Regions from separate parts of the Homo sapiens genome. Here region 1 is linked to region 2. A link is a loop called in an ENCODE intact Hi-C map of the cell type or tissue named here. Cell type or tissue: right lobe of liver. All regions are shown on one strand. Each heading gives the region's core, and the rest is flanking DNA. Links, peaks and the distances in the headings are about the cores only. Region 1 overlaps CLDN12 (claudin 12). Region 2 holds the start of LOC101927446 (a long non-coding RNA gene).

Region 1 (16,049 bases), core at 4,723-9,722, 77 kb after region 2:
TACTATGTTAATTTGGAGTATTTTTCCTATTTCTTTAGGCTCAGATTATTGCTACTCTGTATTCAGATCTTCATGTGTCTCTTCTAAGCTGAATAAAGCTGTTTTGGAACTGTCAGGTACCTCAAAGCGTAAGTACGTCCTTTAATTATATCTTATTTCCCTCCCTCCTGCTACCACATCTGCCAACAATGACTCTTTTTTTTTCTCTTGTTCAACAAAATAGAGGTATAGGACAGACCTCTCTTGTGAGTACAATGACTGATGACTTACAGTTTCTAAGAAAACCCAAATTATAGGTAGAAGGAACTCTCAATGTTACCATCAAGAATTAAGTTAGGGCTGGGCATGGTGGCTCAGCCCTGTAACCCTAGCGCTTTGAGAGGCTGAGGTGGAAGGATCCCTTGAGCCCAGGAGTTTGAGACCATCCTGGGCAACATAGCGAGATCCTGACTGTATGAGAAAATTTTAAAAAATTAGCCAGTTGTGGTGGTACATGCCTATAGTCCCAGCTACTCTGGAAGCTGAGGTGGGAGGATTGCTTGAGCCTCGGAGGTCGAGGCTGCAGTGAGCCATGATTGCACCACTGTGCTCCAGCCTGGGTGAGAAAGCGAGACCCTGTCTCAAAAAAATAGAAGCTAGCTGCTATTAGACATATGTACTCTCGTAACTCTTGTAACTATAACTCAGAATTGTGCCTGGAAAAAATAGTACAGGGTCTATTGGATACATGACTTCCTAAAGCTCTTAGCCACTGTTCCTGCTCCAGCCTTCTTTAAATTCTATTCAAAACCACAGAAAATATATAATTTGAAAATATTTTTATTCGTAATTATGTCTCTGATAACATTTAATTGTGTATCAAATTTTATCTACTTTTCTGAGTCACGGTGGAACAGAGAGTCAAATGACAAATGTGAAGTGGTTATTTGAAATAGAGTCTCTATTTGATTTGGTCAGTATCTCCAAAGAGAATGTTCTGTCCTTCTTGTTATATGACTATAACCATCTGTAGTCATTTGCTGAGGGTCCAGAAGAAAAGTATGTTTCTAGCTGAAAAAAGTAAATAAGCCTGCTAATAATCATTACTGACTTACATTTCTGACCATATTCTGGTTTACAAAGGACTTTGCTATTCATGATTTTACTACTTTGTGGGACACTTTACAGATGAAAAATTGGAGGTTCAGAGGACATAAGTGACTTGTCCAGTTTGTAAATGATAGGTTATGAATGTTATTCAGGTCTTTGGTCTCCTGGACAACAATACCAAGCAGCCTCCTGGATGGAAACAACAAACCACTTATGTGTATGTATGACCTAGCTCAAAGCTCTCATCCAGCTAGTACTCATGACTGCTTGACAGATTTGTTAAAGTGTTCTTAGCCTTGCACGTTTTCCACAGTCCCTAATTAGGGATTTTCACATGGCAAAAAGATGTTTTTTTTTCTCCATTAAAAAAACTATATATTGTTTAGCTTTAATAAATATTAATTTGATATATTAACCACTCTTAAGAGAAGTATGTCTAATTCATGACATACCTGTTAAGTTGAAAACAGAAAAATCAATACCGGAACAGTGGACTTTTTGTTTTTGAAATGGAGTCTCGGGGTTTCACCATATTGGCCAGGCTAGTCTCAAACTCCTGACCTCGTGATCCACCCACCTCGGCCTCCCAAAGTGCTGGGATTACAGGCATGAGCCACCACGCCGCGCCAGGAATAATTGACTTTCAAACCATTTGTTGAAGTTAGACAGTGTTGCTAAACCTAGATATATATTTCTAGAATCATAGTCTGCATGTAGGTACCTAAGGATGGCCTTGTCTTTGCTAATCACAGGTTTCTGGGGTAAGAAAATGAATGTTGTTTTGTAAAATGGGAGTCTTTTGGCCAAAAAGGAGAAAGCAGGGGCACAGTCTAGAAACAGTCTGGATGTATCAGAACACAGGGTGGTGTGAATTCTCTCAAATGAAGTGAATGGAACTGAGACTAAATTTCTGTCTGTATTCTGACCAGAGTTATACAGAACCTCCATTTGTTTGTTCATTCATTCAGCAAATAATCGAGTGCCTTTTATGTGCCAGTATAGGGAACAGTGAACAAAACAAAGGGATCTCTGTCCCTGGAATTCACAGTCTGATGGGAAAGAAAACTACACTGAACAAGGAGTTATAAGAATGATCACTGCTACAGAAGAAAAAGTGCAAAAGTGCTACCACAGCATATAACCAGGGACAGGGGGAGGTTTAGGACAAGCCTCCCTGGACACTAGAAGAATGAGTAAATATTAGCCAAGCAAAGAATAGGTTGGAATTAAGAAAGTTCTAGGAGAAAGACCATGAGGGAAGGCCCTTAACCAAATCAGAAAGTGGAAAATTTGGGAAGTCAAAAGAAATGTGGTTTGGCTGCATAGACTGTAGTGTGTGGGGTGGGAGAGTGGCACATACGAAGGTTGAGAATTTGGTAGGAATCAGGTGGTGTAAGCTATGGGGAGGAGTTGAAACTTTAGAGATTTTATTCTGTGGGAAATGGGAACTTATTGAATGGTAAGAAATGGAATGGCGGATGAGGTTTGCATTTGAAAAAAATTATTGTGGATTAAAACTAATTGACACAGCACAAGAGTAGAGGTCTTTTTACCCTTGCAAGTATGAACAAATCCTAATCGGGAAGTCAGCATTATCTTTGTTTTAAAACATCAAACATATTCTTTCCCCAAACTATCCTATAAAATTTTACTTCAGGCATGGTGGCTTACTTTTGTAATCCCAGCCCTTTGAAAGGTGGAGGTGGGGGGATTGCTTGAGCCCAAGAGTTCAAGACCAGCCTGGGCAACACAGCAAGACCCCATCTCTAGGGAAAACTTAAAAATTAGTCTGGCATGGTGGCATGCACCTGTTATCCCAGCTACTCAGGAGGCTGAGGCAGGAGGATTACTTGAGCCCAGGATCTCAGCTCACTGAAATCTAGTGAGCTGTGATCATGCCCTGCACTCCAGCTTGGGTGATAGAGTAAGACCCTGTCTTAAAAGAAATTACTTTATCTCTCTGGTGGGATATATGACTTATCAAATCATAGGCATTTGAAATTAAGAACAGGGCATACAAGGTGAAGTAGCCAAAAGAAGCTAGACATTAATTCCAGTATCAGGCCAAAATTTAGCTTAAGAATTAAGGTTAATAGTACTTCCCTTCTGAAAAAGTGCCGTGGTATCCTTGTTGACTCTGTATAGATAGGCCTCTGTCCATCCCTGAGATCTGAGCTAAGAATGCTTCATCAAAGGCAATTTCAGAGAACCAATATAATATTTGTATTGATTTGATGCAGAATATAGTTAAAAGCACTTACTACTGAAATATATATTGTCGTACCTCTCTTCATTAATGTCATTTGATAGTCTATAGGCTAAGAATTATAGGAATTTATTTATTTTTCTTAATAATTAATTTTTCTTTTTTTTGTAGAGATGGGGTCTCGCTATGTTGCCCAATCTGGTCTCAAACTCCTGGGCTCAAGCTATCCTCCCACCGCAGCCTCCCCAAGTGCTGGAATTACAGGCATGAGCCACAGCACCTGGCCTGGAATTTATTAATAATGGAGTTATACATCCTGATCTTGTTTCTCACTCCATTTACATTTCAGGAATCAGTGTTACAGGGCAGTTTGATTGGAGAAATCTCAATTACATTGAAATTCCAATTATTTCTATACTACTTTTGTTTTTTGTTCCTGTTTGTTTGTTTGTTTGTTTGTTTTGAGACAGAGTCTCGTGCTCTGTCACCCAGACTGGAGTGCAGTGGTGTGATCTGGCTCACTGCAACCTCCACCTCCTGGGTTCAAGCGATTCTCCTGCCTCAGCCTCTTGAGTAGCAGGGATTACAGGCACGTGCCACCATGCCTGGCTAGTTTTTGTATTTTTAGTAGAGATGGGGTTTCACCATGTTGACCAGGCTGGTCTGAAACTCCTGACCTCAAGTGATCTACCAGCCTTGGCCTCCCAAAGTGCTGGGATTTCAGGCATGAGCCAATTCGCCCAGCCAGTATATTACTTCTGAAAGCAAGAAGGAATTGTGATTGCATTAGGACTTTGAGTGGGTTATCTGAAGACTTCTGAAGCTTGAAAGAAACGAGGGAACCTTTTTCCTATGTCTTCACAACTTTAATCAAATCCTTATTCTCCTTCATTTCTCAGTCTTTAACTCCTGCCTGATAAATTTTTATGAACAGGTACCTTATTCACTTTGCTTAACACCTAACAATAATCACTTGATACGTAGTAATTATACAGTTGATTCACCACCAACACTTTGAGTTTACATAAGACAGCCGTTTCTTTCCACAAGTCTCTATAAACACATTGGGAGCAAGGTCCAGTTATCAGTGGTCTTGGTGTCTTTCCAGGGCCTAACAGAGTGTTTTGCATATGCTAGACACTCAGCATGATGTAAGTACTTGCTGAATGAATGATTGCTTCTTAGTAATAGCTACTTCCTTGTACAGTTCTTCATTACCAGTGGCCCACCTTTGTGAGTTACTGGGGTCTTTGTACAGAGCCCAATACTCGTTTATTCAAATAATCCTAGAATCACTTGTGTGCCAGGCACACAAGTTGTATGGGGGAGATAGACAGATGAATAAGCAAAGACCACCAGAGAGCTGTATCCTAGAGCTTGGCATTTCTAGTAGCTTTTTCCAGTGCAAACATTCTCAAATCTGTACTAGTTTCCATTGCTGTACTGAGGTGTTTGGTTGCCACAATTAAGCAAGACAGCTTTTTCCCAATTTGCTTGAAAAAAATACTGTAATTAGTCTCTCCCTTTCATAAAATTTTCTTAAGAAATTGCTACTTCTGATAATACTGACAGAAGGTAACATAATAAATACTAAACTAATACTAATGGAAAAACTTAGAACTAACCATGTTTAACTTGAGGGCTTTAAAAATGGTTACTTGTGCTTAAACTCTGATTTTTATATTGTACATTTATATATGCTATTTGTGTATATTTGAATATATGTATGTACACATAGGCATTTTTTTGGTTAGTAAAATTATTCTGGCTGGGCGCAGTTGCTCATGACTATAATCCCAGCTTGTAATTTCAGCACTTTTGGAGGCCAAGGCAGCAAGATTGCTTGAGGCCAGGAGTTCGAGACCAGCCTGGCCAACATGGTGAAACCATGTCTCTAAAAGAAAGAAAAGAAGAAAGGGAATAAGAATTGTGGGGGTGGAAGGAGGAGGGCTGGTTCACACCTGTAATCTCAGTACTTTGGGAGGCTGACGCTGGTGGATTGCTTGAGCCCAGGAGTTCGAGACCAGCCTAGGCAACATGAGAAAACCCCGTCTCTACAAAAAATACAAAAATTAGCTGAACATAGTGACGTGTGCTTATGGTCCCAGCTACTCAGGAGGCTGAGGTGGGAGGATCGCTTGAGCCTGGAAGGTCAAGGCTGCAGTGAGCCATGATTGTGTCATTGCACTCTAGCCTGGGCAACAGAGTAAGACTTGTTTCAAAAAAAAAAGAAAGAAAAAGAAAAAATTATTCCTATATTATATGACTAGATTAAATATACAAATAACATTGTTTTCTAAAGAACATTGTGCCCTCCCACTGGAATTCATGCAACAATCACATTCTAAGCCAGCTTCCTAGCATTTTGGTCATAATTGTCTTTCTGATCCTGAAAGCTTGGAAACACAACTTCACCATCCCAGCAGATGTTTGATTCTGCAAAGGTTGATGGAACTGTATTCAGAAATAAAAATTATTCTCAACCTTGCCCCTTCATCATGCTCTGAACAAAAAAGTAAACCTTACTGAAGTAGTCTGCTCTATTGCCTCATAGTAGGCATTATAGAAGGCAGAGAAAATACATTTGAGTCCTGCTTTGAGAGTGAATATCAGACCCTTGAGGAAATTAAAGCTGAATAAGATGCAAGCTTTTTATAGTTTGCCATATACAGAAAAAGAACATGGCCTTTTAATTTGGAATGAAAGGCCTGGCGACTGTTTTTCTTATAATAGCATTAATAGAAATAGGTTGTCGTTACTTGAAAAATGTTTGCATTCGTCTTATATGAACAGTAGTAGTAATAACCAACAAGTGCTGTAGATTTCCCTGAAAATCTACATCTTGAATCAACAAGGAAGTAATTGGGTCATGTTGAATCAACAAGGAAGTAATTAAGCAGAATAATTTCAGGGACCATTGTTCTCATCTTTTCATTTGACTGACTCATTGGAGATGAGCTCATTTACTTTTTATAATTTCCTAGTGTGCCTAGTACATAGGAATGAGATCAGTTTGTTTTTTCTTATTTAACATTCATTCAATGAATGTTCTTTGAACTCCTGTGATGTGCCAAGCAGTGAGCTGGGTCACTGAATGCTAAGAAGTAGTTAACACTTGGCATAGCATTTGTTGTGTTCTAGACATGTTTTAAGCACTTGACATTATATTATCTCATTGAACCCATAGAACAACCCTGCAAGGTTGGCACTGTTATTTTTTCCATTTCACAGATGAAGAAAACGAGGCACAGGGAAGTTCTGAATCTGGCCCAAGGTCAGTGAGCTAGTAAGTGAGGAGATGGGGATTAGAATTCAAGCAACCTTGCTAAGAGTTGACTCTCAACCATTCCCCTGTCCTGTACTGCTTCTTTCCCTACACCTTTGCTTTTTATGAGCCACCTTCACCCCTGCTGCATGAGCATTTGAGGCTGAATTTGTGGTGTTTGTAGCTAACTGATGATTGATGAGTGGGCCCTTGCTGTGTGAGTGCCTGACACATACAGAGTGCTTGATGTATATGTGTTGAAAGAACGATTATTGACAAAAAGAAGATTGAAGGTGTGATTGTAAGAGACTTTAACATTATCTTGGTTGTTTTTTTAATTGTGAAGAAAAATACCGATGGCTAAAGATTTTAGTTGCTCTATGACCCAGTCAGTAATAACCAAATGTGTGTGCACCTGTGCTCTGAGGTCACACACACCTGCATGTATATACATTTGTACTGTACAGAGAGGAAACAAGGGAGAGACTTTCCCTCTTTGCATTGACATTTCATCATTAGATGTGTTGCCAGTTGGCACCACCCTTCCTGCTCTGTTCTGCTATTGTCCCCTCATGATTTGTCCTCTTGTGTGTCACCCCCTAGTCTGACTGACAGTACTCCACAAGCTTGCCTGCCATGGGCTGTCGGGATGTCCACGCAGCCACAGTCCTTTCCTTCCTGTGTGGAATCGCCTCAGTAGCAGGCCTCTTTGCAGGGACTCTGCTTCCCAACTGGAGAAAATTACGATTGATCACATTCAACAGAAACGAGAAGAACCTGACTGTTTACACAGGCCTGTGGGTGAAATGTGCCCGGTATGACGGGAGCAGTGACTGCCTGATGTACGACACTACTTGGTACTCATCAGTTGACCAGCTGGACCTGCGTGTCCTCCAGTTTGCCCTACCCCTCAGCATGCTGATCGCCATGGGTGCCCTGCTGCTCTGCCTGATTGGAATGTGCAACACTGCCTTCAGGTCCTCGGTGCCCAACATCAAACTGGCCAAGTGTCTGGTCAATAGTGCAGGTTGCCACCTGGTGGCTGGGCTGCTATTTTTCCTGGCAGGTACTGTGAGCCTCTCCCCATCTATCTGGGTCATCTTTTATAACATCCATCTGAACAAGAAGTTTGAGCCAGTCTTTTCATTTGACTATGCAGTGTATGTCACTATTGCTAGTGCTGGGGGCCTGTTTATGACTTCCCTTATACTATTTATTTGGTATTGTACATGCAAATCTTTGCCTTCTCCTTTCTGGCAACCATTGTACTCCCATCCACCCAGTATGCATACTTACTCACAGCCCTATTCAGCACGCTCTCGCCTCTCTGCCATTGAAATTGACATTCCAGTAGTTTCACACACCACTTAATGGGGAAATAGTTAATTGTTAAAGAAAACTTCTTGTAGCCTCACATTCCCCTTGTGCAAAGAGCTCTTTTGGACCTACATACATTTTCCTTTGTTTTTGACCAATCAATGAAGCCAAATTTATATGTCCTAGTAGAATGAAGTGCTGCTAGTTTTTATGAGAAGTATATTATATTAAATGTGAATTTTTTAAATTTTGCTTCTTATACTGGAAGGAATTTTAGCCTTCATATTGATATCTAATTAATTATTTAAGTGGAAGAGGCCTGCATCACAATTGAGGTAATGTAGAGCAACATGTTAAAGAATGATGGTTAGCAGAAGCTGTTGTATACAATCTTCATGAAAATTTCAGTGTGTATTTTTCTTTTTCTATAATACCTTTAACTGCAAAGAAAAGGCAGTTTCAAATATAAGAAATTTATTTCAGGTAAGGGTAATATTTTAATAGTAGTCAATAATCTAGCTTAAGGCTGTAACTCTTCTATCGGGGCTAATTGTATGAATAGGTGTCAGTATGTTGAAGATTACTTTCTTTTGTGACTTTCTTCTACCTCATGCCACTGTTTAAAAGTAAAACGTATTTTAACGATGTTAGAATAAGACTACCATTCTAAATATCACCTACTTATGAATAACATGTAATAATTTTTAACATTAATGATTCCATAAATTGTATTATTGGGATTAGAATGTGCTTTATGACAGGTTAGTGTTTCCTCTGAGGCAGAAAACTCTTTTTTGGAGATATCTTCCATCAAGCAGTACTCGTGCCCATATACAATCTCTTAGTGGCTAGGAGAAATAAATAAAAGGGCCATAATGGTTTGTTCTCTTTCAGACATAATTTAGTAGGGGACAAGAAGTCTGTTCTTCAGTGAGTACACTAGAGATTTACTCTGGTGACTGCCTTTTGAGTTATGGGTGAAGTAAGGTATGGCTTTACCATAACCTTGATTCATTCACCCTTGATTCATTTCTCGCCCCCGTCACTGATTATTTCCTTGAGCATATATCTCTGCCTAACACTTTAGTAGGTGCTATAGAGGATACATGAAAAGTATGAGATCTGGTTCCATCCAGTAAGACATTTTAATAGAGAAGATCAAAATGTTACCTGGCAGTTGGGGAATAATCTGACTTCGTTGGCAGTTGGCCTTAACTTCTTAATCATTGATCCAGGAATATTTCAACCAGAGACACAACTTTCTGGCAGACAGACAAATTGTACAACACCAACAATATCCTGGACCTTGAAATTCTGTTTACTTCAGTCCATTGTATCCTTTAAGGCACCTGTGCTAGCCTAGATTTTGTAATAACACTGATTTATGAGAATGGACAAAAGTGGTAGGGAAATTGTTCCCTCTCCACTTCTGAAAGTATGATGATGTATTAAGGATGGAGGAGTTATTAAAAATGTCTCTTCTGATGAGGTAACAATTAGATGAAACCATGTTAAAGCTGAGATGAACACTTAGAAATTCAGGGATATTGGGTCTTTAGCCTTATGAATTTGAGCTGCTTATTTAATTGGTGTAATTTACTACATATTAGTACTATATTCGTAAGGATTTTTTATTAACCATTACAGATTTTACAAACAGCTAGTTATATGGTAAACAGATTATTATGCCTTTTTGCAATTCTGAATATGATTCTAGTATTTGTGTAGATGTATTTGGTACTTTTTCCCCTAATTCCAACACTAGTTTATATATATAGCGAATAAATCTAGTTGTATAAATTTTTAAATGCCGTCAGTAGAAAGCACACAAGGTTATGATTTTTTTAATTACTGGCTTCTGATTTCTTTCACTTCTGATCCTTTTCCTTTTTCTCAGATGTAGCTGAGTCTTGATCATTTTAAGACAACGATGGGTAGAATTTTGAGATTAATGTTAATTTTCCCTTTTTGTTAATTTCAGTCCCCTCTCACTATGCTTTTGTCCAGAAGGATCAAGAATTCTACCATCCCTTGGGTCTTTGTGTATAAACAATGTTAAATAAAGGTAGACTCAGTCTTTAAGATATTAGACAGTTTTTTTAGTCCATGGGATTGTAAATATAAACATTAACTTTCCTATAAGAATATTTTGGCTTTGTAATCTATAGCCTCAAATTGGTATTTATTATGGATTCACTAGACAAACAGCTGTTTCCTTATTGTCTTTTTTCTTTAGTGTTTCTGATTTGCTATCAGTAGCTGTTTTTAAAGCCGTCCAAGGAAAATAATTATTTACAGTTTTTGAAGTCACTTTTGAGCCCTCATCAAGCTCTCATTGTGATGGGAGGGATACCTTTTTGTTGTTAAAAGCCTATTATTGTTAAAGGCCTTTTATGGAAACCAACTTGGAAAACAACCTTAAATGTGGATGTATCAGATTTGGTTTATCCAGCCATGGGAGAGAAAACAAACCTAAGTTTACTTTACTTGTACATATACACTACAATGGATAGTATATTTGCTGTAAACTACAATGTAAAACCTCAATAAAAGTGCGCTGTACTTCTTAATGTTTATTAAAAGATGTATTTTTACAAGTTTCTGCTTCTGTTTTTTTCCTCAGTGTTTTAAGGTGAAATATTTTGAGAAATGTTTCTCAGATATATGTAAATTGAAAAAGACAGTTCCATTTAAAGCTCTAAAACGTGTGAACTGGAAGGCTGGGTGCAGTGGCTCACGCCTGTAATCCCAGCACTTTGGGGGGCCAAGGCAGGCGGATCACTTGAGGTCAGGCCCTTGAGATCATCCTGGCCAACGTGGTGAAACCCTGTCTCTACTAAAAATACAAAAAATTAGCCAGGCATGGTGGTGTGCACCTGTAATCCCAGCTACTCGAGTGGCTGAGGCACGAGAATTGCTTGAACATGGGAGGTGAAGGTTGCAGTGAGCTGAGATCATGCCACTGCATTCCAGCCTGGGTGACAGAGACTTTGTCTCAGAAAAAGGAACTAGAAAGGAATTGGAAAACATGGAACTTTTATTCCACAAGTGCCAAGACGTTTTATCCATTTCTAAGAGTAGTCCAAGTAGTCCTGTGGTCCTAACAGTTCACTGGGCTTTTTTTTTTCTCCTTTTCTTTTTTTTTTAAACAGTCTGCAAAGAGACAAGTTGTGGGCCAGATTTGCCTCATCAATGGAGTTTTCTCAGCCTGTGATCTTAGAGACTGGGAGTTCAGTTCTCAAACAGTTAAGTAGAGGGAACTTTCCGTACTCTTCAAAGCTCGAGGTTACCAGGAGAAGTGGTCCTGACAGGCATGTCACCTCAACATTTCTGAAACCTGTGATGAATGTATAGTTTTGGATTACACCTGTGTTGGGGCAGTTCTTACATACACTTCTCACTGAAACCTGTGGCTCTGATAGGTTAGATAGCTGAGCCATATGTTGCACTGGAAATCAGAAGCTACTTCAAACTGGGTTACACTAACGAACAACAGTCCGTTCTGGACTGTTGTGCAGGTTCACTGAGGGTGAATAAATGGTAGAGAAACCATTCGGGCTAACCAGGTTCACCAGAGACTGGTTTACCAACCAGAAGTGAGAAATACATGTTACTTAGAACCATCAGACACAACCAGTTTTATCCAAGGCCCAGCACATCTTATTCTGCCAAAAAGTGAGGAAACGCTCAAAGAATCATGGGAGCTTATCAAATTTCACAGGCGCCAGATTGAAGGTGCTCCCATTGGCCAAATCTGGGACAATCTGAACATCAAAATAAATGATAGTAATGGGTTATAACTCATTGAATAAAATACAAATCCATATGTCCATGCTGATATAAATAGGGGAAGAAAGAAAAGCTCTTTCTTATAGTAAAATACCAAATAAAAAGTAGAGAAAAAAATGAGAAAAACATCAATGGGGTTAAAACTAGTTGAATTTTTTATGAGAGGCAGGATATTTGCTTAGTCTCAAAGTACAAAATGGCTTATTAATTTCAGAGAGGAAAATAACTTTATAGTGGATAAACTTGGCAACCTTAGCTGAGTGATCAAGTTTGTCACCAATAATAAGAAAAAGCAACATCATGCACTTTCTGATATGATGCAAGGAGAAGGCCACAATATTTCTGAGGTATTGCCTGAGTCTAATCTTGAAACATGCAGCTCATTGGTCCCATTTATGCTTTTTGTTTCCTTCTCTATCCTGATCTCATATCTCTTCATTTTTATAAAAAATGCATAAAAATATAGTCCTATCTCCAAAATATTTTATAAAATAAACTCTTTTAGGAGAGATTTTAAAAGAATTTGTGTCAGATCTTCTGTCCTGAAAAACTAAAAAGTCCCTGCAGAAGAGTTGTAAATCAAAGTCACAGAAACACAGGACTGGATGGTAACTTAATTAGCTGTTCCATTTCTGTTGGTTAGCAGTGTCTTCAATCTGAAAGCGTACTCACGTTACCCCACACATACTAGAGGACCCTTTCCAGGAGAGGTTCATTCCCCCTGTACCTGCTGGGTGGCTCATTACCCTCCAGCCCAGCCAGCTTCTATGTCAGTGCCATAGCATGCAAGAGAGCCCTTTGAACCTCACTGCAGGACTGTAGGACTTGGGGAGAAAAAGCACATCTATATCCTGCCTGGTGTTCATATCCAAGTCTGCTATTACAGGGAGATTTGGGTTGGTTTGTTGTATTTTGTTTCAAAATATGCCAACTTTTCAGGTTGTTCTATAGAAAATTGTATTCAGCAAAATTTGGGGAAGATAGCGAAATGGTTGATGAGAAGAAAAAGAACCTTTTTCTTATTTTATATGAAAAACCCAGTGTGACTGGACCTCTTAGCAAAAGTCTAGTAATCATGATTTTGGGGTGGTCTTATTAACCAAAATCCTCTTTAGAAAGATGGAATATATGCTTATATCTCCAGGATTTTGCTTTATAGGAAAAAAGGCACAGCTTCTCATTAAGAGAAAAGACATTATTGATACTTTACATTGTATAATACCTAGTGGCCTTGTTTCCAAGGTTCACTCTCAAATTGTTGAAAGTGAATCTAGTAAATAAATCTAGATAACTCACTTACATTTTTAAGTAACTTTTGTCTTTTTCTCCATGCCCCCTTTCTTGACCTCACTTTCAAAAGATAATCTTGTGGTGTGGAAGATCCAGGTGGCAGTTTAGCACCAGGAGGCTGCTGCAGGGAAACCCCAGGCCCTGGTAGCCCTTCTCTGGGGTGAGCCCATCTTCACCTTTGCTGGCCATGTGGATGAGGGCCGAGACTCAGCTAGTCCCTTGTGTTCCAGAACTGCTAACCTGCTTCTCTGGCTGCTTCTGCTTTAAGAGCTCAAAGGTAGCAGTGGAGTGCTGGAGCCAAGTGGTACTGGCCCACAAGAACCAGTGTGTACATCTCCTCCCAACTGCCCAACCTGTGACATCATATTGGTTGCTTGGAATTGGCCAGGGTGAAAGTACTTATGCTCTAGAAATTGTTAAATGCTGCAAGTTAGGGCTTTGCTTTGCCTTTTCCTGAGAGCTGATTATTAAACATTTACTGGCACACCGCTGCTTAGGCAAGACACGTTTGCTGAGATTCAGGTTAGCTAATGAGGAAATGAAAAATAATAGCAATGCTGAGAGTTGTAAAATGTTATCTGTGATAAAGGGGCTATCTGAAATAGCCTCTTAACAGGTCTCTCTGTCTCCAATATTGCTCTCCTACCCTACCACAAATTTATCTATACACAGGGCTGCAGAATGATCCTAATAAAATGCAACTGAGGCTGGGCACGGTGGCTCATGCCTGTAATCCTAGCACTTTGGGAGGCTGAGTGAGGCAGGTGGATCACCTGAGGTCAGGAGTTCGAGACCAACCTGGCCAACGTGGCAAAACCCCGTCTCTACTAAAAATACAAAAATTAACCGGGTGTGATGGCATGTGCCTGTAGTCCCAGCTACTCAGGAGGCAGAGGACAGGAGAATCATCTGAACCCGGGAGTCAGAGGTTGCAGTGAGCCGAGATCGTGCCACTGCACTCCAGCCTGAGTGACAGAGCGAGACTCCATCTCAAAAAACAAAGAAAAAATGCAACTGATACCTAGTTTCTCCCATACTTAAAATAAAATTTGGCAGCTACATCTTAGAACAGTCTAAGCACAAAGACATGAGTTGTCTAGAAGAATTTTTTCACTGTGCCCAGAGATGATAAGACTGTTGGTGATTATTGACACAATATCTCACAAGATGAATGTGTAAAAAAAAGTGAATTTAATAATAAATAACGGGGAATATTCCTTTTCTGTGACTGACTGGTCACAGTCCTTATTCAAGGAATATCTGTTTCCTCTATTACTCATTATTATAGAAAAAGTGGCATGATGAATGTGGTAGCTAGCCTCCAAGATGGACCCAGTGATCTTGCTTCCTGATATTCATACCCTGTGTATTTTCTTCTCCCATTGAGCAGGCTGTGTTACCAGTAGGATTTTGCAGAAATTATGATGTGTGACTTCTGAGGTTATAGGTCATAAAAGACATAGCTTCTGTTTTGTTCTGTCTTGGATCACTTACTCTGGGGTAAGCCGGCCACAATGTTGTGAGGACACATACAGCTGTAGGATTAACACAGGAAGAGCTGAGGCCTTCTGCCAACAATCTGTACCAATTTGCCACCCATGTAAGAGAGCCATTTTGGAAGTGAATCCCCCTAACCCCAACCAAACCTTTAGATGACTGCAACCCTGGCCAGTGTCTTGAATGCAACCAGAGTGGGAAACTGAAAACCAGCATCACTCAGCTAAGCCCTACCACCTTCTTGACCCACACAAATTGGATGAAACAATGCTTATTGTTGTTTTAAGCTGCTAAATTTTGGGGGGGTTGTTTTGCAGCAGTAGATAACTAATGCAAAGAGCAGTTGCAGGGGATCAATCCTGAGGAGTATTTGTGCTATAAGTATTGTGAGCTTTCCTTGCTCCATATCAGAAAAGCTCTTTCTCATGATCTCAGATTCCCTTGGAAGGTGCTGACTATCGCTATAATGTGGTGAAACAACTTAATCTGAAGGTAGGGAGAAGGAAGATCTGAGCTTAGATTGGGAGCAGAGTTCTTCCTAATTTTGGTTAGGTATGAATAGCTGCTGTTGTTACCAAAGCAATAAATTGAACACTGGTCATACATGAGGTTTGGAATAGAAGATAAACACATTTGCAATCAAATAAATCTGATACACATAGTAGTTATGTTGTCATATGGTTAGCAGGAGCAAATAAACCAATCCTATAAAAAATACATCATCTGTTAGTTTTTATCCAACTAGCCAATTGTATCTAGGGCCAACCCTTTTAAGAAGATACAACTGATAGTTTCTCAGGTGGGAAAGGAAATAGCTGATTCCAAGACATTAGGCAGTTGAACTGAAGTGATGCCTCCCTCTAGTAGCAGTAGAACACTACAGCTTATTCCTCCCACTATAGCACTGCAGGGTAACCAGAGTTAACAATAATTTTATTGTATATTTTCAAATAGTGAAGAGAGGATTTTGAATCTTCCCAACCCAAAGAAATGATAAATGAGGTGATGTGTATGCTAATTGCCCTTATTTGATCATGACACATTGTACACATGTTCAAAATATCACACTGTACCCCATAAATATGTAAAATTATATGTCAATTAAAAATAATAATAAATAGACAAAAGCCTGTAGCAGTGGTTGTGAGATAAGGGTTGGGAGAAGGAAGCTGAATTGTACTGACATTTCAGTATAGTGAATTTAATCTGTTTTCCCAACATTGGCTGAATCTGATGGCTTTAGACTTTTCAAGGGAAGCAGCCTAAGGACATTGAGCTCCTTGGTTGGGAATAAAAGAGGTTCATTGAAGAAAATGTGACCGAAGTGAAGGAATGGAAGGCTCTTGCCCTTCTACTGTTTTCAGACTTCTTCTCTCCCCTCTCAGCCTGTACAACTTGTCAGGCACTAAGGTTGAGAAAGCCATAAAATGCTAGTGAAATAAGGAGAGACTGTTAAGATTCCCCCCACAATGCCAATGGACTTAAGCTAGCTTTGGCAGGGAACAGAGCAGGAATTAAGGAAGTCCCAACACCTTGTGGCAAATGAGAATTACCTAGTTCAGCTCCAAATGAAATTCTGTGCCCTTAGGAGCGATA
Region 2 (16,049 bases), core at 9,551-14,550:
GTATCTACAGTAAAAAGTGAGATATAGATATTGAATTTAGACTTTGCAAAGTTGTTAAATATGTATGGTAAAATTTCTCAGGCAATTCCTAAATGACGGAAATAGAGAACAAAACTCTTGAACCAGGGAGAAAAACAGATTGACAAATAAAAAATTAATTGAGAAAGCAAGAAGAGAGAAAAAAGCACAGCAAAAGTGACAAGTAGAAAGTAAATTTATAAGATTCAAGTCAACAATCATAATAATAGTCTGAACTTCTTGATTAAAGGAAGGAAGATGTGGTTGGATTTTAAATTCTGCTATGTGCTTTTACAAAAGATACACACACCCAAAATGAGGACAGAGAAACTTGAAAAGAATGGAAACAAATATACCATGCACATGTTAATTGTATTTTAAACTGACAGCTTTATTAATACAAAAAAGCACGATGAAGGAGAAAGGGGAACACTACATAATGATAAAAGACTCAATTCAGGAAGAAGATAAAAATATTCTAAATTTAGATATACCTAATAACGAAGCTACAGAATACATAAAACAAAAACTGACAGAAGTAGAGGGAAATTTTCACAAACTCACTATCATAGTGGGAGAGTTCCACAAGCCTTTAGGTTAAGATGATAAATAATACTAAATGTGTAGATGATTTGAACCGTCAAGTTATAAGGAACCATGAAACTTGCAGTTAAAGAACACATTCCTCCCATTAGAAAATAAAGCAAGTCTCGGGTGCAGCACACCAACATGGCACATGTATACATATGTAACAAACCTGCATGTTGTGCACATGTACCCTAAAACTTAAAGTATAATAATAATAAAATAAAAGAAAAAATAAAGTCTCATGAAATTTAAAGCAAGTCTCAACAAATTTCAAAAACTAGTATCACTCAAACTTCGTTGCCTGACCACAACACAGAAAGTTTAAAAGTCTAAAAAGTGTTTTAAGAAATATAAAAACAAGAACGTAGTTTTTCATGTTTTGAAATTTAAACAATAAATGTACTTATTTATGCAATAACTTTAAACAATCGATTTTAAAATAAAATACAATGGAAATTATAAAATATTTCAAACTGTGTGATTAAAAAACATTGCATATCAAAACTTGTGAGAAGCCAGTAAGAGGATCCTTTAAAGGAAATTAACAGCTTTAAACACTTGTGCCAAAAGAAGAGAGGCTGAAAATCTGATAGAGTGATAAATGCAACCAAATTTAACAGCTGGTAAAATAGCAGAAAAAAGGCTCTCAAAAGTTAAGAGATTTTACAAAAACACACATTAGTGAACTAAGGCAAAAAGAGTTGATTCTTTGAATAAAATAAAGCAACCTCTGATGAGGCTGATCAAGAAAGAAAATGAAAGGTAGAAAATGATATATATCTATAGATAGCAAATAAAGATTAAAACTAGATACACGAATACTAACAACCAACATATACCATATATTTGAAATTTTAAATTAAATTAATAAATTCCTAGAAAAAATATCTATAAAACTTGGCCAGGCGCAGTGGCTCACGCCTATAATCCTAGCACTTTGGGAGGCTGAGGCAGGTGGATCACCTGAGGTCCAAAGTTCGAGACCAGCCTGGTGAACATGGCGAAAACCCATCTCTACTAAAAATACAAAAATTAGCCAGGCATGGTGGCGCGTGCCTGTAATCCCAACTGCCCAGAAGGCTGCGGCAGGAGAATCGGTGGAAACCAGGAGACGGAGGCTGCAGTGAGCCGAGATCGCACCACTGCACTCTAGCCTGGGCGACAAAGAAAGACTATGGAAAATAAAAAGAAAAAAGAAAAAAATCTATAACAGTCATGTAAGAATAACTACAAAGCCAGAATAGTAAATGCTGTTTAAAGACCTTGAATAAGTAGTTTAAAATCTTCCCACTGGGAAAAAAAAAATCAAGCCCATATGATTTTGCAGGGCAACTTTCAAGGATCAAGTACTTCCTGAAAATTAGAAAAGAAGGAAATCTCCCAGACTCATTCTAACAAAATGAGACAAGGACGATCTGAAAAAGAGTAAAGTCACAGGCCATCTTACTAATGATTACAGATAAAAATAAATTCTAAACAAAATATTGACATACCAAATTCAGTAGGACTTAGAAAAAACCCAGCAGTATCAAGCTTGGATTATCCTAGGGATGCACGGGTAGTTTAACACAGGGGGGCCCAGGCCGTAGATTGGTACCAGTCTGTGGTCTGTTAAGGACCCAGCCGTACAGCAGAAGGTGAGCTGTGGGCCAGCAAGCATTATCACCTGAGCTTTGCCTCCTGTCAGATCAGCAGCAGCATTATTCTCATAGGAGCGTGAACCTTAGTGTGAACTGCACATGCAAGGGATATAGGTTGCTGCTCCTTATGAGAATCTAACGCCTGATGATCTGAAGTGAAAAAGTTTCATCCCAAAACATCCCTCCCTGCCCTCCCCACCCACCCCATCTGTGGAAAACTTGTCCTCCACAAAACTGGTCCCCAGTGCCAAAAAGGTTAGGGACTATTGGTTTAACATATTAAAATCAATGACTATATTTACCATGTACACAAATTAAATGGGAGGCTGGGCACGGTGGCTCATGCCTGTAATCCTAGCACTTTGGGAGGCCAAGGAGGGCAAATTGCTTGAGTTCACGAGTTCGAGACCAGCCTGGGCAACATGGCAAAAACCTGTCTCTACAAAAAAATACAAAAATTAGCCAGGCACAGTGGCACACGCCTATAGTCCCAGCTACTTGAGAGGCTGAAGAGGGAGAATCACTTGAGTCCAGAAGGTAGAGGTTGCAGTGAGCTAAGATCACGCCATTGCACTCTAGCCTAGGTGACAGAGTGAGACTCTGTCTCAAAAAAAATTTTTTTTAAATTAAAAGAAAATAAATTGATAAAATTCAACACCCATTCATGATTAAAAAGCAAAAACAACTCTTAGCAAACTAAGACTAGACAAAATTTTCTTAACCTCATAAATGTTATCCACTAGAACCCTACAGCAAACATCTTTCTTATGGTAAAATACTAAAATAATTCTCTTTTAATTTAGGAGCGAGAAAAGATGTGCATCATCTCTGCTAACATTTAAAATAATACCTGCAAAGAAAGGGTTAGAAAAAAGTGGGGAGTGGTATAAGGAAAAGAAAGAGAGAAAAAGAGAAAGAGAGAGGGAAGGAAGGGAAAGGAGGGGAGGGGAATGAAGGGGAGGGGAGGGGAGGGAAAGGGAGGGGAGGGGAGGGGAGGGCCGGGCAGGGCAGGGAAGGAAAGGGAAGGATCACAACTGGATAGCCTAGCAGAGAGGCAGCAAAGCTCTTGGTGAGCATGGAGCTTAGAAATCAACTGCCTGGGTTTAAGTCCTCCCTTCTGTGTTCAGATGGTAATTTGTGGCTTTGAGCTAATGATTTAATCTCTTTGTGGTTAATTTCCTTGTGAGTAAAATGGAGATGAAAAATGACCCTGCTTAAAAGGGCTGTTGTGATAAATATTTAGTGTTCTGAATAGTGCCTAGCACAGCATGCTATGTGGAATCATTTGCTTAGAAATAATAATAACATAAATTATACTGACAAATTAACAAGTTTTGTTAAGTGGTTGAATATAAGATCAATCTACAAAATCTACTGCATCAACTATATACGAGCAAAAGACCAGAACATATAAATTAGAAAAGAGATGCCATTTACAATAGCAGTAAGATGTATAAGGTAACTAGGAATAAATTTAACATAGGTAAATGAATTCTAAGTGGAGATTTTTAAAATTTTTATTGAAAGACATAAAAGACAATCTAAATAAAAATAATGCTAATATATGATCTATAAAGATATCATCTGCCCAAAGTAATATATGCATTTTCAATCAAAATCACAACAGGGTTAATGAAAATGTGATGCTAAAAGTTACATGGTAAAGCAAAGGCTCAAGACAGCCAAAATTCTCCTAAAGAAGGCCAGGCACAGTGGCTTATGCCTGTAATCCCAGCATGTGAGGAGGCCAAAGCAAGAGGATTGCTTGAGCCCAGGAGTTCCAGACCAACCTGGGCAACATAGTAGGACTTAGTTGCTACAAAAAATTTTAAAAATTAGCCAGGCATGGTGGTGTATGCCTGTAGTCCCAGCTACTTGAGAGGCTGAGGTGGGAGGATCACTTGAGTCAGGGAGGTTGAGGCTACAGTGAGCCATGATCATACCACTGCATGCCAGCCTGGGCAACAGAGTGAAACCCTGTCTCAAAAAAAAAAAAAAATTATCCTGAAGAAGAACAGTAAGGAGCAGGGTACTCACTAGTTATTAAACGGGAGGTTATTGGCTCAGGAATAAAGAAATTAAACAATGGACCAGATTACAGACCCTAAAAATAAACCTATCCATTTATAGAAATGTGTAAAACAACATGGGATTTTCTTTTTTTTTTTAATTATACTTTAAGTTCTAAGGTACGTGTGCAGGTTTGTTACATATGTATACATGTGCCATGTTGGTGTGCTGCACCCATTAACTCGTCATTTACATTAGGTATATCTCCTAATGCTATCCCTCTCCCCTCCCCCCACCCCACGACAGGCCCTGGTGTGTGATGTTCCCCACCCTGTGTCCAAATGTTCTCATTAGAACAGTGGATTTTCAATAAATAAAGCTGGGAAAACTGGTTACCCATATGGAAAACGAAATTAGATTCCTACGTTATACCATCATAAAAATCAATCCCAGGTATATTATTAATTTAAATATGAAAAGCAAAGCATTTGTACTTTAAAAAGAACATCAGAAGAATATCTTTCTGATCTTGGGGTTGAGAAGGACTTCTTACACCAGACACAAATAGTGCTGACCATAAAAGGATAATTAATACATTTGACTGCATTAAAATTAATGTCCTGTTAATCACGAGACACTATAAAGATAAAAAATAATTATATTCTGAGAGAAGATATATTCAGCACTTATAATCACAAATGAATTAGGATTAAGAGCCAAGATAGAAGACACTTCCATCGAATCAAGAAAAAGATAAACACAATAATAGAAATCTGGGCAATAGGCATAAAGAGGCATTTCATAGATTAGGAAACATAAATAATGAATAAATACACACACATATTCATTATTTAATTGCAGGCAGGAAAGTGCAATAGGGTTAATGAAAATGTGACTCTAGGGGGTTATATGGTAAAGCAAAGGCCTAAGATAGCTAAAATTCTCCTAAAGAAGGCCAGATTCAGTGACTCATGCCTGTAATCCCAACATTTGGGGAGGCTAAGGCAAGAGGATTATATGAGCCCAGGAGTTCAAGAACAACCTGGGCAACATAGTGGGGCCATGAGATGTGCACTTGTACCCATCAGGTCAAACATTAAGAAGTCTGACAATATCAAGTGTTGGAGACTGGGTGTGGTGGCTTATGCCCGTAATCCTAGTGCTTTGGGACACAAAGGCAGGAAGATCACTTGAGGCTAGGAGTTCAAGACTATCCTTGGAAAGGCCCCTACTCCACAATTTTTTTTAACTGGGTTGAGTATGGTGCCATGTGCCTGTAGTTCCAGCTACTTGGGAGGCTGAGGTGGGCAGATCACTTGAGCTCAAGAGTTTGAGGTTCCAGTGAGCTATGATCCCACCACTGCACTCCAGCCTGGGTGACGTGAGACTCCGACTTAAAAAATATCAAGTGTCAAGTGTTGGTGAACATATGAAGAATGTTAGTCAGGGTTCTCCAAAGAAACAGAACCAATAGGATCTAGCTAACATATGTATATATTATATTTTATATAAAGATATATATATATATATATATATATATATATGAAGAGATGTATTATAAAAAATTGGTTCATGTGATTATGGAGGCTGAGAAGCCCCACAATCTGCCATCTGCAAGCTAGAGACTTAGGAAAGTCAGTGGTATAGTTCCAGCCTGAGTCCAAAGGCCTTAAAACGAGGAAAGCTGACAGTGTAAGTTCAAGTCTAGGCCTAAAAGCTTGAGAACCCGGAGAGCCAATGGTGTTAAGTTCTAGTGTGAGAGCAGAAGACTAATGTCTCAGCTCAATCAGTCAGGAAGAATCAGTAAATTCTCCCTTCCTCCACCTTTTTGTTCTATTCACGCCTTGAGTGAACTGGATGATGCCTATACAATGAATTGGCTGATGGGGAGGGCAATCTGCTTTATTCAGCCTGCCAATTCAAATGCTAGTATCATCCAGCAACACACTCACAGACACACCCAGAAATAATATTTAAACAAATATCTGGGTACCCCATGGCCAGTCAAGTTGTTACATATAACTAACCATCACATGAGGCAGTAGGACTCTTGCATAGTGCTAGGAGGAGCATAAATTGGTACAATCAGTCTAGAACACAAACTGGCACCATCTTCTAAGTCTGAACAAGTATGTAACTTGCAATAAGTTTTTCAATCCCAGGAATATATCTTGAAGAAATTCTTGCAAATAGGTGACAAGAAACATACCCTAAAACGGAATATTCATGGTAGCATTGTTCACAAAAGCAAAAACATGGAAAAAATCAAAATGATCACTAACATAATAGATAAATTAACTGTGGTATATCCAACATTGCAAGTTGTTATTTGACAGTGAAAAGGAATAGACTACAGCTATATGAGTTACAGATTTTAAAAAATGGATTGCTGAATATATCATTTTTATGAAGTTCAAAGACAAGCAAAATTAAACCATATATTCTTTCTTTACAAATACATACATTTGATAAAGCAGTTTTAATAGTAAGGAAGTAATTCACACAAATTCAGGAGAGTGGTTATGTTTAGATATATGAGGAAACAAGATCTGGAAAGAATTTATAGAGTGTCTTTACAGACAGTGATTTCACTAGTCTTCTTACGCCTATGGTTTCTAACTATATATGTTAGAATATTTAGAATATATATAACATGTATAGGATATATCTGTTAGAATATATATTTTTCTATTATCAAATAATGCATAATAAAACATTTAGAACAATGACAGAAATGACATATTTCAAAGATAGAAAGATAAAACATAGGTCGGGTGCGGTGGCTCACACCTGTAATCCCAGCACTTTGGGAGGCCGAGGCAGATGGATCACAAGGTCAAGAGATCAAGACCATCCTGGCCAACAAGGTGAAATCCCGTCTCTACTAAAAATACAAAAATTAGCTGGGCATGGTGGGTGCACGCCTGTAGTCCCAGCTACTCAGGAGGCTGAGGCAGGAGAATCGCTTGAACCGGGAGGCGGGGGTTGCAGTGAGCCCAGATTGCGCCACTACACTCCAGCATGGAGACAGAGCGAGACTCTGTCTCAAAAAAAAAAAAAAAAAAAAAAAAAAGAAAGATAAAACATGGTGATTTATCGCATTGATATGAGATGGAGCGAGAACAAAAAAGAACGAGTGCTTTCAGCATACCTGCTTATGGAGTGTCATTGACAAATATGAAAGATCGAAAGGAAGATGATTAGGGGAGAATGAATTTGATTTAGGATGTGTTGTATTAGAGTTGATTCTGGATCTTCTGGAATATCTAAAATTTATCTAGAAATATAACTAGTTTGAGAGGTCTCTGTTTTGACAGAAAATTAGTGCCGCAGGTCGAGACCAGCCTGGCTAACATGGTGAAACCCCGTCTCTACTAAAAATACAAAAATTACCCGTGCGTGATGGTGTGCACCCGTAATCCCATCTACTCAGGAGTCTGAGGCACGAGAATTGCTTGAACCTGGGAGGCAGAGGTTGCAGTGAGCTGAGATTGTGCCACTGCACTCCAGCCTGGGCAACAAGAGTGCGACCCTGTCTCAAAAAAAAAAAAAAAAAAAAAAAAAAAAAAGAGAAAGAAAAGAAAAGAAAAAAGAAAATTAGTGAATTAGTGCCACCATGACAGTATACATTGATAAAAGAAAGTTGAGATGAATATGGGGACCTATGCCCAAATTTCGGGGCTCATAAACTGCAAATGGAATCAATGAAGGAAGACAGGAAAGAATAATCAGCCTATGTAAGCTCCAGGGTGATATAATGTCATAGAACCAAAGAGAGGACATAGTTGAAGAACCAGAAGACTGCTGTAGGGTCAAACACTTTAGAGAGCGGTAGGAGAATTGGATTTGAGACAGATTTTTCATTTGGCAAAATGGAAGAGAAGCGGAAAACTCAGAAGCACACAACACATGTTAAGACAGTCATGATAAATTTATGTAAATGTTTAGATTTTACAGTTGGTTATTTATAAAGTCAAGTGTATTACCTAACGAATCCACCTAATTTATCATCATAGCCCAAACAAGCCATCTAACTAAGCAAGTATGTTTTCCAAGCCACGCATTTTTTTATTAGAATTGTCTTCACGAGCAGCAATATATTCACCATCATCCCGTTCCTAGAATATTTCTGTTATCCCCAGACTTCATCTATAAGTCATATCATAGAGCATTTCTCCCTTTATCTCTTTCACCTGACCCAACTCTAAAGCTCTTTCTACACAACTGAGCTTTACCTCTGCAATTGGGTATCTATATTCACTATATTACTTGACATCCATTTTTGAATGACTATAATACGTTGTCTTTCTTCCATGAAAGCATATAATGTTCTCCTACAAGCTTATAAAAATGTCTCTATTTCACATGTTTTTAATGACTGGTATATAGTACAATGGACACAATAAATATTTTTAGCTGATTTCTATTTCATATCCATGCTATTGCCCCCTCTGAGGGAGTTTTGTCAGCTTTCCACCAGCCACACCCCTTAATTCTTTCAGAACTCCAGTGCTGCTTGAGATTTCCTGGTTTAATCAGGCCAGTAGCCTATTCATTTGCCCACATGCTTCCTACTTTCCAATCACTTAGTGCAGTTTTGTCACAGTTGTGTTAATCCCATTTCTCCTTTATTGAGCGTGCTTCTCCAGGAAATATTGCCATCATCACTCCCCACAAAATCTAGAAGGTCACTCCACACACCGTCAGGACATGTTGACTGAGTAATGCTGCTGAATACCTACAAAAAGAATAATTTTTCAATTCATTAACTTTTTGACTCAGTATAATGAAAGACATTAATTTGAAACATCTACAATTGCAATTGCCTCTAGTAAACTTTAATAACAATGTATTTATCAAAGTGCGATTCAATCACCTTGGGGAGAAAGAAAGCAGGAAATGAAGTTGAAACAAGTAAGTACCCTTCAGAGAAAACAAGCACTTGTTGACAGCTGACTAATTGAAGAGAAAGAAGGCATTCTTTTTTCAGGAACACAGGAGACAAAGATGAACAAAAGACTGTCTCAGAGACAGGAAAAAAATAGTTCAGGAGGGAAGTGAAAAAGAGATCACTAGTCCTTACCTCTTCCAAAAGGGATGATTAGTAGAAAATATTTTGTTATTGTTTAAGAACAAGAAATACAAATTTATCTTAGGACATAAAGACAAACACAAAGGCATATAAACATTGTGTATTTTAGGATCCTCGTTTTCCTTTTTTGCATAATTTTTTAGTGGTTGTTCTAAGCATTGCAATATATATCCTTAATATTTCAGACTACTTAGAGTTAATATTGAATCAATTCATTTAAAATGTAGAAATCTTGCAAGGTATGAGTTCATTTACTCACCTTTTCATCCTTTTTGCTATAGTTGTCAAATGCATTACGTTATAAATCCTATGATGCAATGTTATCATTTTCAGTGCTCTTTATTTTTTGCCGCTGAAGACCTGATTTTCCATCTGGTTGTATTTCTCTTCAACCTGAAGAACTTCTTTGGTATTTCTTATAGTACGTGTTCACTGGCTACATATACTTTTAGTTTTCTTTATCTGGAAATGTATTTTACTTCACCATCATTCTTTTAGAATTATTTTCACTGGATATAGAATTTAATGTAGTTTTGAGTTTTGTTTTATTCTTTAAAGATGTTGTTCCACTGTCTTCTGGTCTCCATTATTTTTCTGATGAGAAGACATCAATCATTCAAATCACAATTCCCTTATATGTAATGTGTCATTTTTCTCTGACAGCTTTCAAAATATCTTTAGTTTTCTGCAACTTGCTGACAATGTGCCAGGTGTGTGCAATGCAATTCTGACATTACCTAGAGTGAGGTCAAATTTCACAAGTTAAGGGTACAGTCTTCCATAAGAGCTCCCTTATTTTGTTATAGGTAGTTAGGCATGAGTGGGGCACGTGAGGGCTCTCCCCCAGCCACTAGGAATGTCAGGTGATGGTTCAGCAATTATCACATTGACTCTCTAAAAGTGACAAATTGGTAGCCAGTGCAAGGGAGAGGCCATTTCCTGATGATCCACAGCTACTGCACTGAAGTGTCCACTGAATATAGATGCCAGAGAGAAGGAACTTACTGAGCATGCACATTAAGACACAAAATGGCAGAGTATGACCTTCCAAGGGCACAGCACCAGAAAAGGGAAAAAAGCCTCAGATGGGCATGTGTACAACTAAACACACCACGCACGCTCACTTCCCAAGCACAAGGAGTGCACTGCACATGCAGGCAGCCCACTCTAAGGGAAGAATCATGGGAAAGGGGCCAGCCTATAAAGTCCTAGGATCAAGGTAAAGCACTGCACTTGTTCTTCAAGTTGCCTGATTGGATCTCTTCCAAGTGTACTTTCCTTTCTTTCCTGTTCTAATGCCTTCTTAATAAACTTCCACTCCTGCTCTGAAACTTGCCTAAGTCTCTTTTTTTTCTGCTTTATGCCCCTCCATCAAATTCTTTATTCTGAGGAGGCAAGAACTGATGTTGCTGCAGACCTGTACAGATTCATCGCTGGTAACTCAGATACTGAGAGGTGACAGCATGCTGGCAGCCCTTGCAGCCCTCGCTGGTTCTTGGCGCCTCCTCGGCCTCGGCACCCACTCTGGCCGTGCTTGAGGAGCCCTTCAGCCCCCCGCCGCACTGTGGGAGCCCCTTCCTGGGATGGGCGAGGCCGGAGGCAGCTCCCTCAGCCTGCGGGGAGGTGTGGAGGGAGAGGCACGGGCGGGAACCGGGGCTGCGCGCCGCGCTTGCTGGCCAGCTAGAGTTCTGGGTGGGCGTGGGCTTGGCGGGCCCGCACTCGGAGCAGCCAGCCGGCCCCGCAGGCCCGGGGCAGTGAGGGTAATTAGGATCCGGGCCAGCAGCTGCGGAGGGTGCGCGGGGTCCCCCACCAGTGCCGGCCCTGTGGCGCTACACTCGATTTCTCGCCGGGCCTTAGCCGCCTCCCCACGGGGCAGGGCTCGGGACCTGCAGCCTGGGCACCCTCCCCCCCACCTGTGGGCTCCTGCGCAGACCGAGCCTCCCGACCAGCGCCGCCCCCTGCTCCACGGTGCCCAGTCCCATCAACCGCCCAAGGGCTGAGAAGTGCGGGCACACGGGGCAGGACTGGCAGGCGGCTCCCGCTGGGACCCTAGTGCGGGATCCACTGGGTGAAGCCAGCTGGGCCCCTGAGTCTACTGGGGACTTGGAGAACCTTTATGTCTAGCTAACGGATTGTAAATACACCGATCAGCACTCTGTGTCTAGCTCAAGGTTTGTAAATACACCAATCAGCACTCTGTATCTAGCTAATCTAGTGAGGACATGGAGAACTTTTGTGTCTAGCTCAGGGATTGTAAATGCACCAATCAGCACCCTGTCAAAACAGACCAATCAGGTCTCTGTAAAACAGACCAATCAGCTCTCTGTAAAATGAACCAATCAGCAGGATGTGGGTGGGGCCAGATAAGAGAATAAAAGCAGGCTTCCCCAGCCAGCAGGGGCAATAGGCTCAGGTTCTCTTCCTTGCTGTGGAAGTTTTGTTCTTTTGCTCTTTGCAAAAGCTCTTGCTACTGCTCATTCTTTGGGTTCATACTGCCTTTATGAGCAGTAACACTGATCACGAAGGTCTGTAGCTTCACTGCTGAAGCCAGCAAGACCACAAACCCACTGGGAGGAATGAACAACTCCAGACCTGCTGCCTTAGGAGTTCTAATGCTCACCGTGGAGGTTTGCAGCTTCACTCCTGAGGCCAGCAAGACCACGAACCCACCAGAAGGAAGAAACTCTGAACACATCTGAACATCAGAAGGAACAAACTCTGAACACGCTGCCTTTAAGAACTGTAACACTCACCACGAGGGTCCAAGGCTTCATTGTTGAAGTCAGTGAGACCAAGAACCCACCAATTCCGGACACAATATCTTCCACCAGTAACACCTTCAGAAACTAGTTGCAAGCCCGGGATTGCTAGGTCCTTGTTCTTCTGACTGACTGGCTACAAATTCAGGCATTCCCATTGCCCCATCAGATTCTGTAATTTGCTAGAAATGACTTGCAGAACTCAGGAAAGTATTTATACTTATAGTTTTATTATAAAGGATATAGATCAGGACCAGAAAATGAAGAGATCCACAGAATGCAGTCTGGGAAGGTTCCAAACACAAAAGCTTCTGTGTCCTAAGAGCATTACTTTTTTGAATCATTAATATATAATTGCCAGTTACAGAAGCTCACCTGTGCCTTGGTGCCAGAATGTTTACTGGCGGTTTTTTTCTTTTCTTTCTTTCTTTCTTTTTTTTTTTTTTGACACAGGGTCTCACTCTGTTACCCAGGCTGGAGTGCAGTGGCATGATCTTGGCTCACTGCAGCATCTGCCTCCTGGGTTCTAGCGATTCTCCTACCTCAGCCTCCCAGGTAGCTGGGATTACAGGCACGCACCACCATGCCCAGCTAATTTTTGTATTTTTAGTAGATAAGGGGTTTCACCATGTTGGTCAGGCTGGTCTTGAACTCCTGATCTCAGGCGATCCACCCACCTCGGCCTCCCGAAGTGCTGGGGTTACAGGTGTGAGCCACCACACCCAGCTTGGAGTTTTGTTATATAGGCATGATTGATTGAACTGTAACTTGAAATATCAGGGGTTTGGTCCAGGTCCTGCTGCTTGCTGCACAGAAAGCCAGTCACTAAGACAATCATTATTGCCAAGGAAGAAGACTTTAATGGGGTCCTGCAGTCAAGGAGATAGGAGATCAGTCTCAAATCCATCTCCCCGACCAACTAAAATTAGGGGTTTATTTAGCAGGAAAGAAACATAATTACGTGTGGAAAAGCAGGAACTCAGGTGGGGTAAGAAACCAATCGTGATGAATGAGGGCTTGAACTCTCATTGTCTGGTGAGTTTCAGTTCTTTCATACTTTATTTATTTATTTATTTTTGAGACAAGGTCTCACTCTGTTGCCCAGGCTACAGTGCAGTGGCACAATCACCACTCACTGCAGCCTCACCCTCCTGGACTCAAGCAATCCTCCCACTTCAGCCTCCCGAGTAGCTAGGACTATCGGTGCATGATACCATGCCCAGCTAATTTTTGTAGTTTTTATAGAGATGAGGTTTCACCACGTTGCCCAGGCTGGTGTCAAACTCCTGGGCTCTAGCAATCTGCCCTACCTTGGCCTCCTAAAGTGCTGGGGTTACATGTGAGAGCTACTGTCCCTGGCCTCTTTGATACTTTTTGAGAGGCCTGGGGGTCCTTTCCTGAGGAACTCACATAAAAGATAGGTAAGTTTCAAGCTTTAAGACCATAAGGGTCAATTTCTATATTTATCCAAAAAAACCATCTAGTGGTCTGTTGCATCAGTTTCAGAATCATTGGTCACATGATTGAACTGAATCCCCAGCCCTCCCCACCACCCACCACCCACCACCCACCACCCTACCAAGAGGTACAGCTTATATCACATGCAATAACATAGTTGGTCATTCTGATATGGTCAGCCCCCAGCCTGAGTCATCTCATTTGCATAAACTCAAGTGTGATCCCAAGGGCCCATCAAGGATAAAAGATAATTCTATCACCCCAAAAAATTCCAAGGATTTAGAGGTCATCTCCCAGGGACAGAGGTCAAATTCTTTACAACAGTGTGGTTTTCTTTGTATTTATCCAACTTCTTGGGGTTTGCTGAGCTTCTTTTTATTTTTTTAAGACAGGGTTTACCCTGTTGCCAGGTGGGACTGCAGTGGCATAATCAGAGCTCACTGTAGCCTCAAAACTCCTGGGCTCAAGCAATCCTCCTGCCATAGACTCCCAAGTAGCTGGGACTACAGGCGTGCACCACTACACCTGACTCATTATTTTTAATTTTTTGTAGAAACAGGGTTTGCTTTGTTGCTCAGGCTTGTCGCAAACCCCCATTGTATCCTGGTAGTAACTAACTTCTTTTGTATTTTACAGGTTCATAGGTGGAAGAGACTTGCCTTGTCTCAGATGAGACTTTAGACTTGGACTTCTGAGTTAATGAGAGAATAAGACTTTGGGGGACTGTTGGGAAGGCATGATTGTGTTCCAAAATGTGAGAAGGACATGAGATTTGGGAGGGGCCGGGGGCAGAATGCGATTTGGAAGGGGCTAGGGGCAGAATAATATGGTTTGGCTCTGTGTCCCCAAGTAAACCTCATATTGAATTATAATCCTCAGTGCTGAAGGAGGGGCTTCATGGGAGATGACCGGATCATAGGAGCAGACTTCTCCCTTACTGTTCTTGTTTTGTTTTGTTTTGTTTTGTTTTTGAGATGCAGTCTCGCTCTCTCGCCCAGGCTGGAGTGCAGTGACGTGATCTCGGCTCACTGTAAGCTCCGCTTCCTGAGTTCATGCCATTCTCCTGCCTCAGCCTCTCGAGTAGCTGGGACTACAGGCACCCACCACCATGCCCGGCTAATTTGTTTTTTTTTTTTTTTTTTTTTTGTCTTTCAGTAGAGACGGGATTTCACCGTGTTAGCCGGGATGGTCTCGATCTCCTGACCTCGTGATCCACCCGCCTCGGCCTCCCAAAGTGCTGGGATTACAGGCGTGAGCCACTGCGCGCGCGCCCGGCCCCTTACCGTTCTTGGAATAGTGAGTGAGTTCTCATGAGATCTGGTTGATTAAGGTGTGTAGCACTTCCTCCTTTGCTGGCTCTCTCTCCTGCTCCACCATGTGAAGATTTCCCTCCTTACCTTTACCTTCCACCATGATTAAGTTTCCTGAGACCTCCGTAGCCATGCTTTCTACACAGCCTATGGAACTATGAGTCAATTAAATCTCTTTTGTTCATAACTTACCCAGCCTCAGGTAGTTCCTTACAGCAATGTGAGAATGGACTAATACAGGAAGGAAATTCTGGGGAGCACAGCTGCAGCTGAATTGGAACAGTACAAAATTGCCACAGTCCTGATCTTTATTTTGTTTTTTTTTTTTTTTTTTTTTTTTGAGACGGAGTCTCGCTGTCCCCCCAGCTGGAGTCCAGTGGCGTGATCTCGGCTCACTGCAAGCTCCGCCTCCCGGGTTCACGCCATTCTCCTGCGTTAGCCTCCCCAGTAGCTGGGACTTCCAGATGCCTGCCACCACGCCCGGCTAATTTTTTGTATTTTTAGCAGAGACGGGGTTTCACTGTGTGTTAGCCAGGATGGTCTCGATCTCCTGACCTCGTGATCCGCCCGCCTCGGCCTCCTAAAGTGCTGGGATTACAGCCATAAGCCACCGTGCCCGGCCCACAGTCCTGATCTTTACCAAACATACCATGATAAAAAAGAGAATGATTAACCCTGACGCCACCATGGACCTATTTAAAAAGATATGAAGTGAGGTTTCAGGTATTTAAGACCTACAGAATGTAACAGGACAAAATAATTCAATAAACTCAATTTTCTGGTTCTGACCACTTAACAACTCCACCTGAAATTCTCAGACATCATGACTAGCACTAGCATGGCAATTTTCATTTTTTGGTGGGGGGCTACTGTTTTTAATAAAATGCTGGGCTGATGGCTTTGACTCAGTGGTAACTCCTGTGTGACTTTGTAAATAAAATGGGCAAGATTACTCAATTTTATGTCCTAATTCTGCTATAGCCTTTTATATTTACCTCATAGTAATATTCTCTAAGTAATCTTTGTTTGCTTTCTTGTTGCAACACTTTAATATCTTAGAAGGAAGGAATATAAAATTGATGTAATTATTGGTTTTTCTGCTGTGTGAACTGTAAGTTAATTTCCATACATTGTTTTAATGTCACTTTCTTTTAACAAAAGAGTTGAGCTTCAA

What was found. A loop is a pair of places that touch in the nucleus more often than their neighbours do. Peaks named below come from ENCODE experiments on the same cell type or tissue, not always from the same donor. Only the 100,000 strongest peaks of a DNase experiment are listed, where the experiment ranks them.
Region 1: a loop joins it to region 2, with 2.0 times the contacts of the local background. A loop is called at or near these places in 62 of 110 quality-filtered maps.

What each region holds. Positions count from the first base shown.
Region 1 is chr7:90,405,481-90,421,529 of GRCh38, forward strand. CLDN12 (claudin 12) reads left to right here. Exons shown (of 4, transcript NM_001185072.3): 2 at 39-128; 3 at 6,527-6,569; 4 at 7,164-10,474. The coding sequence starts at 7,197. The coding sequence ends at 7,931. Among named protein-coding and RNA genes, the nearest start is that of CLDN12, 10 kb to the left of the region's middle. In right lobe of liver, for the core only: a CTCF peak has its summit at 7,596 (motif pointing left); a DNase peak (open chromatin) is centred at 7,551; H3K27ac peaks cover 2,098 bases.
Region 2 is chr7:90,323,443-90,339,491 of GRCh38, forward strand. It overlaps LOC107986715 (a long non-coding RNA gene), which reads right to left. Exons shown (of 4, transcript XR_001744961.2): 4 at 8,176-8,994. It overlaps LOC101927446 (a long non-coding RNA gene), which reads left to right and starts at 11,781. Exons shown (of 6, transcript NR_110085.1): 1 at 11,781-12,129; 2 at 13,052-13,142; 3 at 14,724-14,865. It also overlaps a transcript of CFAP69 not described here. In right lobe of liver, for the core only: no CTCF peak of the experiment used is centred there; no DNase peak of the experiment used is centred there.